Linked DNA regions of Mus musculus: region 2 is linked to region 1. The links are chromatin loops, found by intact Hi-C in ENCODE. Cell type or tissue: heart. All regions are shown on one strand.

What was found. Hi-C counts contacts between places; a loop is a spot of excess contacts. Peaks named below come from ENCODE experiments on the same cell type or tissue, not always from the same donor. Only the 100,000 strongest peaks of a DNase experiment are listed, where the experiment ranks them.
Region 2: a loop joins it to region 1, with 2.0 times the contacts of the local background. A loop is called at or near these places in 5 of 42 quality-filtered maps.

The regions. Positions count from the first base shown.
Region 1 is chr5:52,629,393-52,637,392 of GRCm38, forward strand. No RefSeq gene overlaps it. Among named protein-coding and RNA genes, the nearest start is that of Gm30178, 9.9 kb to the left of the region's middle. In heart, a CTCF peak has its summit at 4,871 (motif pointing left); no DNase peak of the experiment used is centred here; H3K27ac peaks cover 185 bases.
Region 2 is chr5:52,128,272-52,136,271 of GRCm38, forward strand. It overlaps Gm40302 (a long non-coding RNA gene), which reads left to right and starts at 2,071. Exons shown (of 3, transcript XR_868417.3): 1 at 2,071-2,160; 2 at 3,287-3,520; 3 at 5,971-8,000. It overlaps Mir6417 (microRNA 6417), which reads right to left and starts at 7,746; the gene lies at 7,631-7,746. In heart, a CTCF peak has its summit at 4,017 (motif pointing right); a DNase peak (open chromatin) is centred at 2,470.

The DNA.
Region 1 (8,000 bases):
GAGGGGGACAGCTGGCACAGAGCTGTCATGATTGCCGGCTTTCCCATGTTTGCTTTTTGATGGCTTGTCACCATCTTACCCGCCCCCTCAACACACACACACCGCACCCCCATGAGATGCAGACTGTCACTTTGCAGCTATGGACAGTGAAGATGTCAGCAATCCTCGGGGAAGATGCAGGATCCTGCTGACCAGAAGAACTTCAGGCTGGGTGAGTGCTCACGAGGCTGCTTGGGTCCCATGAGGCTTGATCTAGCCTCCAGGTTCACAGACCCTGAAGTCTGAGGATGAAGAATCTCCTGAGACACCTGGGAACTGGAGGACACCAGAAGCAGGCGCCATATCACAGCTTCTACCTCTAAAGTGTGAACAAGAACAGGAGGCCAGCTAGGTCCCCATTTGCTGAGTGGATGGACCTGGGAATCTCCTGGGTCCCTGCACTGGCAGCCCCTTCTGCATACAGTCTGGGCCTGCAATCACGGTCTCTGAACTTGACCCTGGCCTGGGACTGAACTCTGTGGGAGCTGGGAGCAGAGATTTCTACAGTTCCCATCCTCTTCAGTCTTCAGGAATGGGAAGTGCGTGTGCGTGTGCGTGCACGTGTGCGTGTGCGTGTGTGTGTGTGCTCGCGTGCGTGCGTGTGTGAGCATTCATGTGCATGTATATGTGTGTGTGTGTGTATCCAAGTCAACTCCCACACCATCAGTTTGTCCAGAAGCTGAGATGTGGGCTAAGGAGGCACTGGGAGCATCACACCCGCTGTGGAAGCAGGCCACTGCACCCGATGCCCCTCAGCACTTCACTGTAGAAAACGTCAGCACGCCACATTACAGAGGAGGAAGTCGAAGTATAAAATTACTTTCTCATGAAGATGATACCTGCAGAGGAGAGGAAACACCTCAGGTTGGCCTGGCAAGAACAGTGCAGACGTGAACTCCATATGTCAGTAAGTTCCTTGGTACATGAGGCATCAGGGCTGGGTCATTCTTGGAGAGAACTCATGCCTAGATCTTGCTTCCATAGATGGGAAGAGTGAGATCAGAGTGTAGGCGTTCCTTCCATGTCAGCAGGTACAATGTGTCACTGGGGCCTCTCTTGTCCCTCGAGGTATCTTTAAAAGCTCATCTTTGGTAAGAAAAGGCAGTAATTTCTGAGCTGAGGGCATGCTGGGATGTCCCCCTTGCCTTTCCATAAGCACCAGAAGTGTGAAAGGCTGAGGTATCTAGAGGAGCCAGGAGGTCCCATCTGTGGATTTGGGGAGGACAAACAATTCAGATGAACTAAGTGTTGTCTAATCAGTTCCACCCATATCCTGGGGCTACATCTGAGTCACTGCTTTTGGTTTTCCTGTCCCAGAGGTCTGAAGCAATCTGGGCTGTGCTCAGTCTTGAAGCCAAGGACCTCAAGGCTAAATCATGGGACCTGCTTAAGATGACATGTTGGACAGATGACCGAACCAGCTTAGCCCACTGGCAAGATTCAGCAAGATACCTACTTTTAGATGGCCCATGAGCTGAGAATGGGCTTGATGCTTTTAAGTGACTGGAAAAAAAAATTGAGAAGTGTTGTGTGACTTCTGAGAACCATGAGAGAGCATGTTGTGGGACTAGCTTCTCTTGGGGAGATGCTACACTCTGATCTACTCAGCCTAGATAGAGAGTCATGACAGACAAAAGCATGGCTACCACCACAGTCCAGTTTAGTGAACCAGTGAGTTTTACTGAGGTTACAGGAATATAGGTGATGGGGTATTTACAGAAGCAGAGATGACTCAAAGACAGCTACCTCAACAAAGCCACCCTAGCATGGGTGACCACTCACAATAGCTAAATACCTGGACTACACTGTACAGACTATAGGCAGTTCAATAGATGTCGCTTCCTATTCCAACCAGCAGAAAAGAGCGATGACACTACGTTCTTCTCAAAGCAGTTCATTCAGGAACATTTCAACATGCAAGCAGGAATCTCTCTATCATGCAAACAGGAATCTCTCTTCAAGCAGGAATCTCTCTATCCTCCAATCGCAATCCCTTATACAACCCCTCAACCACACCCCATCAGCCCAGTCTGAGTAAATCTCAGTTCATTGGCTTCCGTCAAATGGCCTGATCTTGCATCATGGTGCGCCTGCGCAGCTCTCACGATGGACGTGGCTTATTTTCGGGTATATGAGGAAGTCAGGTGCAAGTCATAAGACTTGGCTGCAGTCTCGGGCGCCATCTTGGGACTACCGCCACACCTGCTCCCCACAAATAGACTGGAGAAAGTCCTTTCAGGCAGCTCAGTTGGTCAGTGCCCCTTCTGGTTCAGCTCAACTAGACCCTATCTCTTCCAGGTTGCTTGGCTAGTCTTTGCGATTGCGATCATTGCAGTCCACCCATGAGGGGCTAAGCATTCAAACATATGAGCAGGTGAAGGCCATTCTCATTTAAACCACCACAGGAAGTGACTTGAAGCAGTCTTTACTAATCTACTTTGAGGGAAACTAGTGAATCTGGTCAGTTTCAGGGACTTCCTGAAGCTATTTTTGGTGTTGTTTGCTTCCTATTTTACCAGAGCTTTCCTGCAGGATGGAGTGCTTCACTTTCCCCTCCTAGAATGTCGTGTTGTTTCACTTCCTTATAAATACCCTGTCCTAAAATAGCCTGTCATTTAACTTTCCCTTTATATCCTGTCTTAAGAAGTTTCCCTCCACAATGGAAGGTTTTTTAACGTTAGAGGAAACTGCTATAACGAGACTTCTTTCAGCATCAATGTCTAAAGTTTCACTGGGATGTCCTGGGTTCCTTCATCTCTAGATTGTGACTCTCTCAGATGGTTACAGCAGGGTGGCCTCAAATCTGCCACCACCACATCTTCAGACAATACTGCCCCAAAGCACCAGATCTTAACCCTGAATTCCAATATTTCTAAGAGAAACTCCAAGGCCAGAGTCAGCCTGAGACCAGGGCTCACTACTCACGGTATGAAAGGGGTTTGTGCCCATTGGGAATCACAGTAAAAACTCGTTAGCCTCTAGTAATGCTGGGATACAAGGTAGAAGTGGGTACCTTCAAGAGGAGCTGTTGCCTGGGAGTGTACTCTTTAGAGGTCTCTAGACCTGGGTGAGTGAACACAAATGCAAGCTACATGCTGCGTCTCTTGTACATGCTTTTCATCCTGGATAGAAGTGCCAAGTGATGCTGGTGCTATGCTTATTCTTAAGATATCCCCATCTTTAGTACTGGACCAAACTATTTCTAATGAATTACCCAGTCTTGGCTATTTCTTTATAGCAAGAGAAAACAGGATAGCACAGCCTCTACCCAACATCTCTGCAAAATTAAGGTGGTACTTGAAGCCCAGCCCACCACAGGTCACAAGATGTCAGGAGATGCCAGTGTGGGAGGCACCTTTATAATTGGAAAAGAAAGAAGCCAGTCGGAAGAGGTGAGGTGAGCGAGTGCTGCCCTGCTCTGTATGATATGTCAGTAAAACAGACTGTGGCAGAGGAGACTGTCAACGAGACAGGACAGAGAACCACCTAGGAGACAACCTTCTAAACATGACTATGAGGAAGTTTCGAGGTTAGGTTGAGATGGGAAGACCCTTCCTAATACATTCCATGGGCTGTGGGCCCCAAACGGAAGGAAAAGAAACAGCTAGCTAGCTGCATTAGTTACTTCCCTGTAGCTGTTACAAAACACCATGACCAGGGCGATTTATAGAAGGAAGAGTTTATTTGGGCTTCTAGTGCCACAGGGATAGAGTCCATGATGGCAGAGCAAAGGCCTGAAGCGGGGGAGGGGGTTGGGGTGGGGGTGGGAGCTCACTTCTGGCACCACAAGCAAAGGACAAACTAGAAATAGTACAAGTCTTTATGCTCTCAAAACCCATACCCAAGGACACACTTTTCCCTAGCAAGGTCACAGTCCTAAACCTATCTGAACTGTGCCACCAACTGGGGACCAACTGAACAGTGCCACCAATGGGGGACCAAGTATCCAAGCACTCTAGACAAAGGGAAACATCCCATTTAAACAACAGAGGGTGAGCGCCGGCACTCACCTCCATTCTCCCTCCACTAAGCACTGCTTCATCAACGCTGACTCTTGGGATCAATGTCCCAACCCAGAAGTGACCTGGAGTGTGTTCTCAACCTTGGCTCTCTTTCAGGGGATGGGCTTCCTCCCTCAGGTGATTTTTTAAATTTCTTAAAGCAGAGCTGGATTTATTAAGATATTTTAATACAGATTCAAGTATCAGGTTAACAGAGAGAGGGGTGCTGAGCAGGGAGTGAGGGGAGTATAAAACACCCCCCCCCAAGTATGGGTGTGGGTTTCTCAATGGAGACTTACTCCTGGGGTGACCTTAAGGGACTAGGAAGGGTCTCTGACTCGTCACCCTGCTCTTTCTGCTCAGATTCACAACATGTCATTCTGTTGTTTCAAACCTGGTGAAGGTGACTTCCAGAGTTAGCTTTGATGTCATAGCTTCTAGCGACAGTGGGGAGAATAGAACTGCTGAGATCCCACAAAATGGAGTGAAGGAGCGAACCACAAGAAGGCAGCAATCTGAGGAACAGGTGGGAGTGGGAGGTGGCAGCTGGTGTAGAGGGCGCTGCCATGCTTGAAGATGTTCGAGATGTGAAGCACACCCCACGTCCCCAGGTGTGTTTGGGGTGGGATCAGTTTGCAAGGAGTTAGGGGGAGGTATCTCCAAAACTTACAAGTCACATGTCATGGGGACAGGTTTGGATCCTGTGAGGGGGAAGTCACAGATGCTGCTGTGAACTCCCCTCCTCACAGGGGAGGCTGCGGTGGCACCTTCCCTCCTTGATATGTATGTAGTCTGAAGGACAGCGACAGAGGTGCTCTGCTCCCCTCCCCCACGCGCCCCCTGCTGGCATCACGGATGTCTGACACTCTGCTGATCTTTTAAAAGTGAAACAGACAAAGCTGTGTGCCCAATTGGATGTTTCTCCCCACCATCTGCGTGGCAATACAAGTTCAGGTTGTAATGGCATCCACTCTCCGTCAGTATTAGGGAACCATTTAAACATCCAGAGCCATTCACTGATTATAAACACAGTGGGAAAAAAAAAAAAAAAACAAAAAGAAAGCAGCAAGTGGCATGTGTCCCCACACCTGCTGCCTCCCTGCGTCAGTCAATTTCATGCCTAGGAAGCTCCGGACTCTGTGGGGATGCTCTATGCGCAGTGTGGTTGGTTATGAGTTCTACTTTATTTCCCTTTTTCTCCCCCGTAGGGACTGGCGCGGAAACCAACTTGGCCCCAAAACCCAGTGGCTGCAAATAGATGGAAATAAACAGAAAATAGACAATGATCATAAATGCACACCAAAAATGCTGATTTCCCAGTGTTAAAAGGTCCATTTGCTTTGCATTAGTAAATAAAAGCGGGCACATTTTCCACTGGGCTTCAACAACAGCAGAAGTCATTGTTCAAAAGGCTTCTGTCCTGTCCCCTTCCCCCCTCCCAGGGTATCCGGTCCCCTAGGAAGAGGTGAGTCTCCAGGCAAGTGGACGGTGATGGCATCGAGTGGGGACAGCAGAAGCTGAAGAACACATAGAAGGATGCAGTTCACAGGAAAGGAAAGGCCAAGGCCAGAAAGGTGTTCTGGGTTTCTGCGCCCTCTCAGGCCCCAGACATGACCCATGAGTAGCCCCAGCCTTCAGGACCAGCCTCTGTTCGAACCTCTCACATAGGCAGCTTTGAAGAGTTCTCTACATCTGGTTTCTTACCTGGGGAATTCCAGGAGGCTCACAGATACCCAAGGATCCTGAATTTTGTCCAGGCAAACTCTTCCAAAGGGAGGTTCTGATTGTGTTTGCTTCTGCTCTTATTCTTCCTCGCTCTGTGCATGTGTAGCTGGTGCATGTAGAAGTCAGAAGACAACTGTTGGGATCATTCCGACCTACCAGTCCACTTCCTTTGACATGGGGGTATCCCACTGCACCGGGGACTCAGCAAGTGGACTATAGTGGCTAGCCAGCAAGCCTCAGGGAGCCTCCTGTCTCTGGCTTCCCAGTGCTGGGTTACAAGCACGTGCTTCCACACTCAGCGTTTCCTGTGGATCCTAGAGACTGAACTCCAGTACTCTGGCTTCCGTCCCATAGGTCAGGTTATGAGCAAGTTGTTTGAAGAGAGTGGAGAATATCATCAGCTTTGGTCTGATCAGAAGCTACAAGCTCCTCTCTCTCTCTCTCTCTCTCTCTCTCTCTCTCTCTCTCTCTCTCTCTCTCGCTCTCTCTCTCTCTCTCCTATCTCTCTATTTGACCAGGAGACATCAGGAAGGGTTCTTTCCGCAGGCCAGCCCACTCCCTCCTCTCATGTTTCCCAGGCATAGCTTTTTGCCTCTCTTCCCCTCTGAACAACTAACTGTTAAGATATAGAGGTTCCACTGCCCGTGAAGCCTGACATAGCGCCATTCACCTTCCACACATTTCAGAACAAAGGTTATCTCTGTAGCTAGGACAACTGCTACCACACAACCCTACAGAGATCCTATTAGAACTGACATTGGAAGTCTACGATTATCCAAGAGCTTGGGGTCCAAGTTCATGGACCTGAACAGAATGGGGTGCAGAATGAATTCAAGTTTAGCCTGGGCAACTTAGCAGACCCTGTCTCAAAATCACAAGAGGGCTGGGGGGGGGGGGATATCTCAGTAATCGAGCATGTATTAAGTGCACACAAGACCTTAGGTTCAGCCTCTGGGGGTGGGGGCCCAGTATTCCCTCACCTGGGGGCCATGTCTGATTGGGTCTGAGCCCCACCCACAAATATCTCCAATGTACTCTGCAACCAGAGGTGTGGTTAGTGAGACCAGTGAAACAAGGTGGAACTTGGTAGGCGTCAATTACACAGGCAGGAAGTGCGGCTGGGCACTTGGAGCAGCAGGCACTAGATGGCTTTCTGGGAGATTTTGAAAGTTTCTATGCTAAAGTTTGGCTTTTTTTTTTTTAAGCCTATTCTTCAGGAACATCTGATAAACTCTCCCCAACTAAGACGTCCTTAACTGATAAGAATAAGCAGTTATCTGTTTCCGGAGGCATCTGTGTTTTTAACAGCACCAAAAGGAAAAAAAAAAAAAAAAGCCTTAAGACAAAGAAGAAAATCCATCGGTAGGAGGCAAGAAGCAGGAGGAAGGGCAGCTCCGAGACCGAGGCTCATCTCCCATAGCTGCAGTCTCGGTTTTTATTGCGATAGATAGGATGTGATAAATACCAAGCCAACACAGCTGCACTGCATAAAGCCCATTTCCGATGCTATTTCATTAAAGATCTTTTCCATTTTTGGTGTGTTGTGTTACCAACCATTCAGTGATAGCTCCTATCAGACCAGGGGCTACATATCCATCCTCCCTCCCCCAGCCACTTCCCACACATAAAATTTCACTGGATGTTTATCTCAGTCCCGGGAGGTCTTGTTATCCTTTCAGATGAGTCAAAAGTTAGCTTTCGGAAGGTCAGGTCGCTTAGTGATCTAGTTTGCTTTCCTGCTGTGGTGATAAAACCCTCTGACCTAAAGCAATCTACGGGAAGAGTTTATTTCATCTTAGGCTTCTAACCACAGTCTGTCATGGAGGACAGAAGGGGCAGGAATTCAAGCAGAAACCACAGAGGAATGGTGGTTGCTAGCTCACTCTCTGCTCACTTTCTAATATAGCCCAGGCCCACCCACCTACAAATGGTGCTACCCACAGTGGCCTGAGCCCCTCACCATCAAGACAGTCCCTCACAGACATGGCCACATGCCAATCTGATGGAGACAACTCTACAGTTAAAGTTCCCTCTTCCCGGGTGACTCGAGGTTGTATCAAGTTGACACTAAAACCCTAAGCGAGCCACTCTGGCACTCCGTGGCAGGTTAAGGGTGAAGGTGTCCTCTCACGTTGTAGTTATTATTTGACCATGACAGAAAGCCTTTGTAGAGATTCTCCGTTTGGATGATCTTGCTCTCATTCGGGGTCTATGGGTCACTTATTAAAAAAATGT
Region 2 (8,000 bases), 500 kb before region 1:
AACCATCTGTAATGGGATCCAATGGGATTCTGCTGTGTCTGAAGACAGCGATTGTGTACTCATATACATAAATAAATAAATCTTAAAAAAAAAGAATATTTGCCCTCAAAGAGACACCAAATAGCTGCTATGCACAGGAGATTTGCTGGTCTCAGTGAAGACTGGAAGACCAATACAGTTCTCCTGTTGTGGACCTCGGGGTTAAATGGGTTGAGAGACACATAAGTAGGACATCAACAAACAAGGTATGTGAGATGTGGATATAAAGAGAGACGCCATCATCCTTGATATGATAGATATGACAATGACATCTCAGAAAACTAGGGGGTGGAGTAAGTTCCGAGTCCCATTTGAATGTCAGGGAGGACGCCGAGTAAGCTAGAGTCACATTTATTTAAATCTCCACATAAAACATAGCAGCTCGAGGGAACGGTGATCAGCAGCTCTGGCCTAACACAGCCTCATAAAGATGGGGCAGAGAGCAAGCAGCCAGGGTCTGGAGTAAGAGGCCGGTAGGGTGATCCTGACTTGACACCAGCATCCTTTGACCTTCTCTGCAAGACAAGCAGGGACACCTGCATGTAGGAAATGAAATGGGCACCCAGCCCACAGGGGACCCTGAATGCTTTTCTTCTGTCCCCGTGATCACCAAGGGCTAGGCTCTAGACCTGTTTGAGTGTGTCCCCCAGTGGTCTGGCCTTGAGGCAGTCACATAAGAAGCGATAGGGTGTTTAGGACAGACAGACCTACCTAAGTGTTCAGGTGATGGCAGGTATGCTCTCTGAAGGGACTGGTGGAGCTCTCCTGAGACCTTGGTTAACTGAATGAGTGGATCTGAGCCTCAGTGTAACCTAGTGGTGGAGCCCTGGTCCAAGTCTAGCAGCTAGTCCGGAAGCCAAGACAGGCCCTGAGTTCCCTACGCATGCTCACTTAGCTCCGCGTCTGCCATAGGGTCTCTCTCACAGGCAAAGTGGGAGGAGCTATCTAGAAGCTACAGCAGAGCCTGGGGTGCTGTCTTGGGGATCATGAGTGCCCGCCTGCCATGTTGAAAGCTTGCTTCTAGCCTGATCTCCATTTTGATGTCCATGGAAGGTGTGGAACTTTTGGGGGAAAGGTCTTCATGAAAAGTCTTCCTGTTATTGGGACATGTGTTTTAAATAGATTGTGGGAGTCTCGTATGATGTCAATTTTGTCAGATTGGTGAGATTCAAAATCACTATGGTAACATACGTACGGGTGTGTCTATGAGGGTGTTTCTAAGAAAGTTTAATTGAGCTGATGTCTCACAATAACTTCCATTGCTACGAAGAACCACAACCACCAAGACCAAGGTAATTTTCAAAAGAAAGCGTTTACTGGGACTCACAGCTCCAGAAGGTTAGAATCTATAAGTATCATGGATGGCAACATGGCAGAAGACAGGAAGGCTTGGTGCTGGTGCAGTACCTGAGAACTTACATCTCATTCACAAGCATCAGAAAGCTAACTGAATAGTGTGGGCTTTAAAACCTCAAAGCCCACCCCCAGTGACACACTGACCCCCAACAAGGCCACCCCCTAATCCTTTCCAACGAGTTCTACCCAATGGGAACCACACGTTCAAATACAGCAGCCTACAGGGGCCATTCCCATTTAAACCACTACAGTTGGGAAAATGCACTCTGAACTCTTGGTTGTTGTCCAGTCTGGACCCCTAGCTGGTGGATCCATGCTACCAACATTCAAATGCACAGTGTTCAGCTCTCTCTCTCTGCTTCCTGACTGTGGGTACAGTGTGTCCAGCCACTCTCACCTTCCCTATGGCTTCCCTGCCATGACAGACATGTCCCCTCCGATTGTAAGCTTCCACAGGCTCTTCTTTCCTACCTTGCTTTTTGTCAGGTATTTGGTCATAACTAGAAGTGTAATTGATGCCTTTGGTCTCTTCATTTCTTTCTCCTCCCAGACGTAAGGTGAGCAGTAGTCTTCGCAATGAAATGCTGCCAGCATCCCAAAGCAAAACCAAGAGCCAGGATATACCTTACCCTCTTCACAAGTTGGTCATCTCGGGTATTAGCAACACCAATGGATGTCTCAATGTGGAAAAGTGATTGCTGCCAAGTCTGAAGTTTGAGTCTGAGACCCACATCATGAGAAACCCAAGAGATCCAATTTCTGAAGGTTGGAGGAAGGAACCACTCTAAAGTGGATGGTCACCCCCTCCCAAACTCTCTAACACAAAAACTCCCTCTTCCTCCCTCCCTCCCTCTCTCTCTCTCTCTCTCTCTCTCTCTCTCTCTCACACACACACACACACACACACACACACACACACCCCGCTCCCAATGCACTCAGGCTCCCTTTCCAGCTTGGCTGCTCTGAGCAGCTGCTAACAGCTGGAAACAGGCAGCAGTCAAGGGCCTGCAGGAAAGTGCAGAGAGGAGTCTCAGCAGCCCAGCTCTCCCTCCCTGGGGCTCCTGCCTAGCCTGACCTCCAGGGAAAGAGTAAAGACTGGGATCTCCCATGCACAGAATGTCCCAGTATTTGGAACTTGCTCCACCATTTCCTGGGGGGCCTCCCATCCTAGGCTGGGCCAGTGGTTTCCTGTGAATGTTCTACCAGGGTGCTCCTTGTGTCTTCAGTGGAGAATCAATGCAGCCAGACGGCCTGTCTCCAGTCCCCTCCCTCTACTCTGTAGGACCAAACCAACCTGACATCTTTTTTTTTTCCTCTTGAATTTAAGAGCCCTGCAGACGCAAGGATCCTTTTAGCTTTTAACATATTTAATAATTTATTATTTATCTGATATTTTTGTAAATGTATTCCTCAGATCAGGACTTTGCCTCTGCAGCTTCCAATTTGCACCTATCTGACATCGTTTATCTTCCAGCCCCTTGATGCTCTGGAGGGCGGGTTTCCTCTTTAACACTTCCTTAGAGTCCTAATGAACTTCAGTCACTGTACGAGTCTGTACGAGTGCTTCAGTCACTCAGGGTGCTGGCGCGCACACACACACACACACACACACACACACACCCTTTTGCATTTTTCCTGCTCTCAGGCATACAGATCATACGTGCCACTAATACAGTGTTGATCTCCCTAGGTTGCTTCTTTTTTTTTTTAAAGATGTTTGCCCTTCAGCCTGCTATTAACCAGTTTCTTCCTACTTTGAAAAACTCACTCTTTTAAATTTCATCATACCAGTATTTCCCCGGGGATTTTACCGTTTATTAAGTAGTCAAAACCAATTTTGGAGCAATCATATATACCAAATAGTCTCATGAATCTTTTGTATTCTCCACAGCTCCTGCACACAGGTGGGCACCCTGCAGGAACATCAGAAATACTCCACTGGCTAATCCACGTAGCCAACAGGTCGCTTCCTGAGAGGCGAGCTGGAGTGCTGCTTCAATACGCAGCAGTGCGGGTTTAAGCGACGGCATCCTCTCGGTTTAGCTGTGTGACCTTAAGCAACTGGCTCAGTCGCTCTGTGCTTCCACTCGCGCTGTGAAATGAAAATCCTTCCTACCATCTTGGGGTGAGGGTTAAGTATTGAAGCCTTTTGACCTAACTGAGGAAGTTCTCTATAAACAGTAACTTTTGTCCTGGAGATGTGGCTTGGTTGCAGAGCATTTTATCTGACGTGCGCAAGGTTCTGGGTTCAATCTCCAGCATGATAAATAAACGAGTAAGTAACTTATATTCTTTGAGTAGTCTTTGGGAAGAATTTAGGTATTAGAGATGTCGTTGACATCTTGGCCCAGGCTGTTCATGCCCACGCTGGCGTTCAGGTGTATGGAGATCACCCATCCATCCTAGTACCATCAAGCCACTTCTCTGTGACCTCAAAGTCACCGTCTGTAATGTGGGGGGTGGTGCTCATAATCCCAGCTCTCAAACCTCTCACCTTCTTTGAAATAATTTCTTGCCTTTTAAATCTCAGACAACTGTCTACACACCAGCAGGGGACAGCAATCTAGACATCTGTTCTCTCCAAGGACGCCTCCGCTCAGGTGGCAGCGGCAGAAATGCCCACTAGGGGGCGCGTGCGCTCTCTTCTCAGGCCGGGCTGGGGAGGGAAGGCGAGCTGGGAACCTTCTGGGCCCATCTGTGTGTATCAGCACAGGCAGACCTGCCACTGCCCAGCTCAAGGCTGAATTTTGTTCACATTAAACCTGACAAATCTGAGGTTAGAGGAATTAGTTAACTCACCCAGGATCTTAGAGCTAAGAGGAACCATGGTGCCTCTCTTGGCAGTCTTTAGGACCAGGGAAGGACACCCCTGGATTTTGCCTGCAATGTGGGTACCCCCAAATAGGCACGGGTGTGGGGCTGTTACCCAGTTTGCCCCCGAGAATATGGATGCCGGGCGGTGGTGCTCTGTGAGGTTTGGGACATGGCAGTAGCTAGCTTCTCTGAAACAAAATGCATAGTCCTAAGAAAGGTCTGTACAAGCCGAGCCTGGTGGCGCACGCCTTTAATCCCAGCACTTGGGAGGCAGAGGCAGGCAGATTTCTGAGTTCGAGGCCAGCCTGGTCTACAGAGTGAGTTCCAGGACAGCCAGGGCTAGACTGGGAAACCCTGTCTCGAAAAACAAAAACAAACCCAAACCAAAAAAAGGTTCTGTACGAAAGAAGTGGGTGTGCTTGACTTTGCTGAAGCTGCTCGGTGTCAGCTGGACCTGCTAGACACCCTGTTAAAGACACATGAGATGTGCAAACGATCAGTTTGACTTATGCTCTGGCAGAGTAAGGAATGCGCTGAAAATAAGGAAGTGGGGCATCTTGTGTTTGAATGACAGCCTGACGTCACTGTTTCAGAAACAAGAGTTTCTACACTTCACTACATAGCCCTTGCTGGCCTGGGACTCACGATGTAGCCCAAGGTGGTCTCAAACTTGTAATAGTCCTCCTGCCTCTAGCACCTAAGTGCTAAGGTTACAGCTGTGTAACACCAGACTAAAATGGTTGTTTTACACTGCTACTTTTGGGGTGATTTGTGAAACAGCAAAGATAACTCAAACATCATTTAACTGAACTGATACTACGTGATAGACACCAAAGTAAGGTACTGTGTGTTTTCTCTCCCAGTCTCCGGTTTTGAAGAAGGGTCTCCCATATCCTAGGTGGCTTCAAACTTATTGAGTACTTGAGGATGTCCTTGAAGTACTTAGTGCAGCACCGTGCCTGATTTTCAAACCCTGATGTCTCAATAATCTTGCATTGCACATTCATGGAGAATGACAACTCAGATTAGCAGCGGACACACTGAGAGATGCAATCAATGGGGGCACTGAGACGGCTCAGCACTTAAGAGGACTTGCAGAGGATCTGAGTTCAGTTTCCAGCACCCACATGGCCAATCACTGCTTAAAGCTCCACCTCTAAGGGATATAATGCCCTGGTCTGGTCTCCAGGAGCACTCCATGCACATACATACATACATACATACATACATACATACATACATACAAGCAACACTCATATGCATAATATAAAAATAAATCTTAAAACATATTCAAAGCCACATAAGGAGACCTACTCTTCATCACCAAAGCCTTTATTGATAAGGAAAGTAGGAACCTACAGACTGTGCTAAAAATCAAACGGGTAGTGGAAGACTGGCTGGTGGCCTTGAGTGGTGTACAATAATAAAAACAAAAGAAGAGCTACGGACAATGGAAAATGTCCCTGAGAATATGCTGTCCCTTGGGCTTCAGTCTTGCCACAGCTATGAGACTGGAAGGGAAATGCTTTCATTTCATTAACACCTTTACATGGCAGTGAGCAAGGCTCGAGCGCCAGTTTCCTCCGACCCCACCCCCACCCGCCACCTTAGCCTTTCCTAATAGCATCCAAGGATAGGGCACCTACTGTGTGTCTGACAGAGTGTCAGGTAGTCCATCTGTCAGGTAAGTGTTTCTCGTATCCACGAGGGTTTGAGTTTACAAACCTGGCACACCCATGTGTTCCCTTTCTGCCATCACAGGCCCTTTTCCTGGGGAGCGACGGAGCCAAGTCAATCAACAAACAATCGACTGTATGTCAGGCTCCGCCTATGTACCTGGGACATCATGACCCTCCTTGCCTCCTCCTCTGCTTGCCTACCTTCCTCTTGCCTTCTCTGATGACGCTTTTCACATGTTGCCGTATCTTGAGTCTCCAAACTCTTGCAGACAAAGGATCCAAGTATGACACAAGGCAGATCAGTCGAGGGATAGATGAACCAAAGAATGAATGAGAGGACGGGGTGGGTATATACATGTGACTTTCCCCAGCGACACATAAAAAAACCAACCCATGTATTCACTCCAGAGAGGACACGGACACACCAAAGGAAGGACTCTTCAGTTCAAGTCCAGCGTGGTCAACCAGTGGGTTTACTGGGGTTACTTAAAAGCGATACAAGCAGCTACATCACCAGAAAGCCCTCTGGGCAAACTACACTACCCGATGTCCAACGTCCAACCTCAGTTCACCCCTTACATAATCTCAGGATGGAGAAGGCTCAGGAGCCTTGAGTCTTCCCACTCTCTCCACAAAGGAGTGGCTCATGTGTGGGATTTCATCTTCTATCCAGGATGTCAATAGTAATTTCCAGATCGGAGGAAACAGCTATAGTACAGTGAGTACATGGGCAAATGGATGGGTAGCTGTGTGTGTGTGTGTGTGTGTGTGTGTGTGTGTGTGTGTGTGTGTGTTTGGGAGTAGGTAAATTAAAGGGTGGATGAGAATTGGTTTTCACTTAGTCCTCTGAATGGAGCATCAAATCTAGACACCCAGCACAGGCCTGTCTGAGTCTTGTGGTCTAGCCAAATTCAAATATAAAACTAGCCATCTACCCTGCCATGCAATTTGGGGGAAAGAGAGCCTAGCAACAAGTGTAGCAGAGGTGAAAATCCCCATGGAAACAGATACAGTGAACTTCCCTCGGGAGAAAGTGCTCTCAGTGACTCTGGGGACACAGTCGCAGAACACCATGCAAAAGGGCCAAGGACTCTTCCCGACGTACAGTCTACTTTAAGAGGCTTTTGGTCCATCTGAGGCCGTTTACTTTTGAGAAATGTGAGATTTGAACAGAACCAGAATGGAGCCAAGGCAACTAAAGGGCATCAGAGGAAAGCTGGCCACTTAGTCATTGCCCCACCGTGGCAATGCCTCCTTTGCAGAAGCTATAGAGAGCCGAGATACCTGGGATAGGAACCTGGAATTTTCTAGACCACAATTCTCAATCCAGTTGTGAGATGAGAGACACATTTTCAACGAGTCAGGCTCAACCACTGGGTACTTCACACCACACAGAGAGCACAGTAGTCTTTGAAACGTGGGTTCTGTTTTCTAGATCTACTTGTGCATGACTGTACTGTGGGCAGCCGGGTGTAAAATGTACTTCTGTTGTTCATCATTGTCAGAAAGCTTGGCACTGGGATGGGCATACCCCGTCTCAGCCAGAATCTACTGAAGTAAGTGCATTCCTGACGAACTAGCAGCTAGGAATAGCTAACCAAATGGGATGAAATTACAGAGCAGTTTCTTTTGCCCAGTGGGGTGGGGAGTAGGGGAAGTCTCTCTCTTTCTGGGACATTTTTGAAGCCCGAGTATTAGTTGGATTGCGGGCATTGGGAGTTGACGGATCTGCAAGCTCACACTCAGCGGAGGAACTAGTACACACAGCGGACAATCACAGCAGCACACAACCCTGTCTCACAGACACAGCTATGTGGCTAGCTGTCGTTTGCTACTCGGTGGGTTCTTCTTTTACCGTTCTCCATCTTCGCTTCCACCCTTTCAACCCTCTAACACTAGATAAGAGAAAGGACAGCGAGGAAAGAAAAGATCCCTAAGTAAGTCAGAGACTGGACGACTTCCTGCTGGTTAATGGTGTCCAGTGTGTTCTTCGCTGTCAGATTATCTCATTTGTAGTTGTTTCTTCTTTGCACCTGACTACTTAACCCACCCCACCTCTGGGGGCCCTAAAATTTATATACCCTTTGAGGAGTCCCCAGAATTCCAATTGTC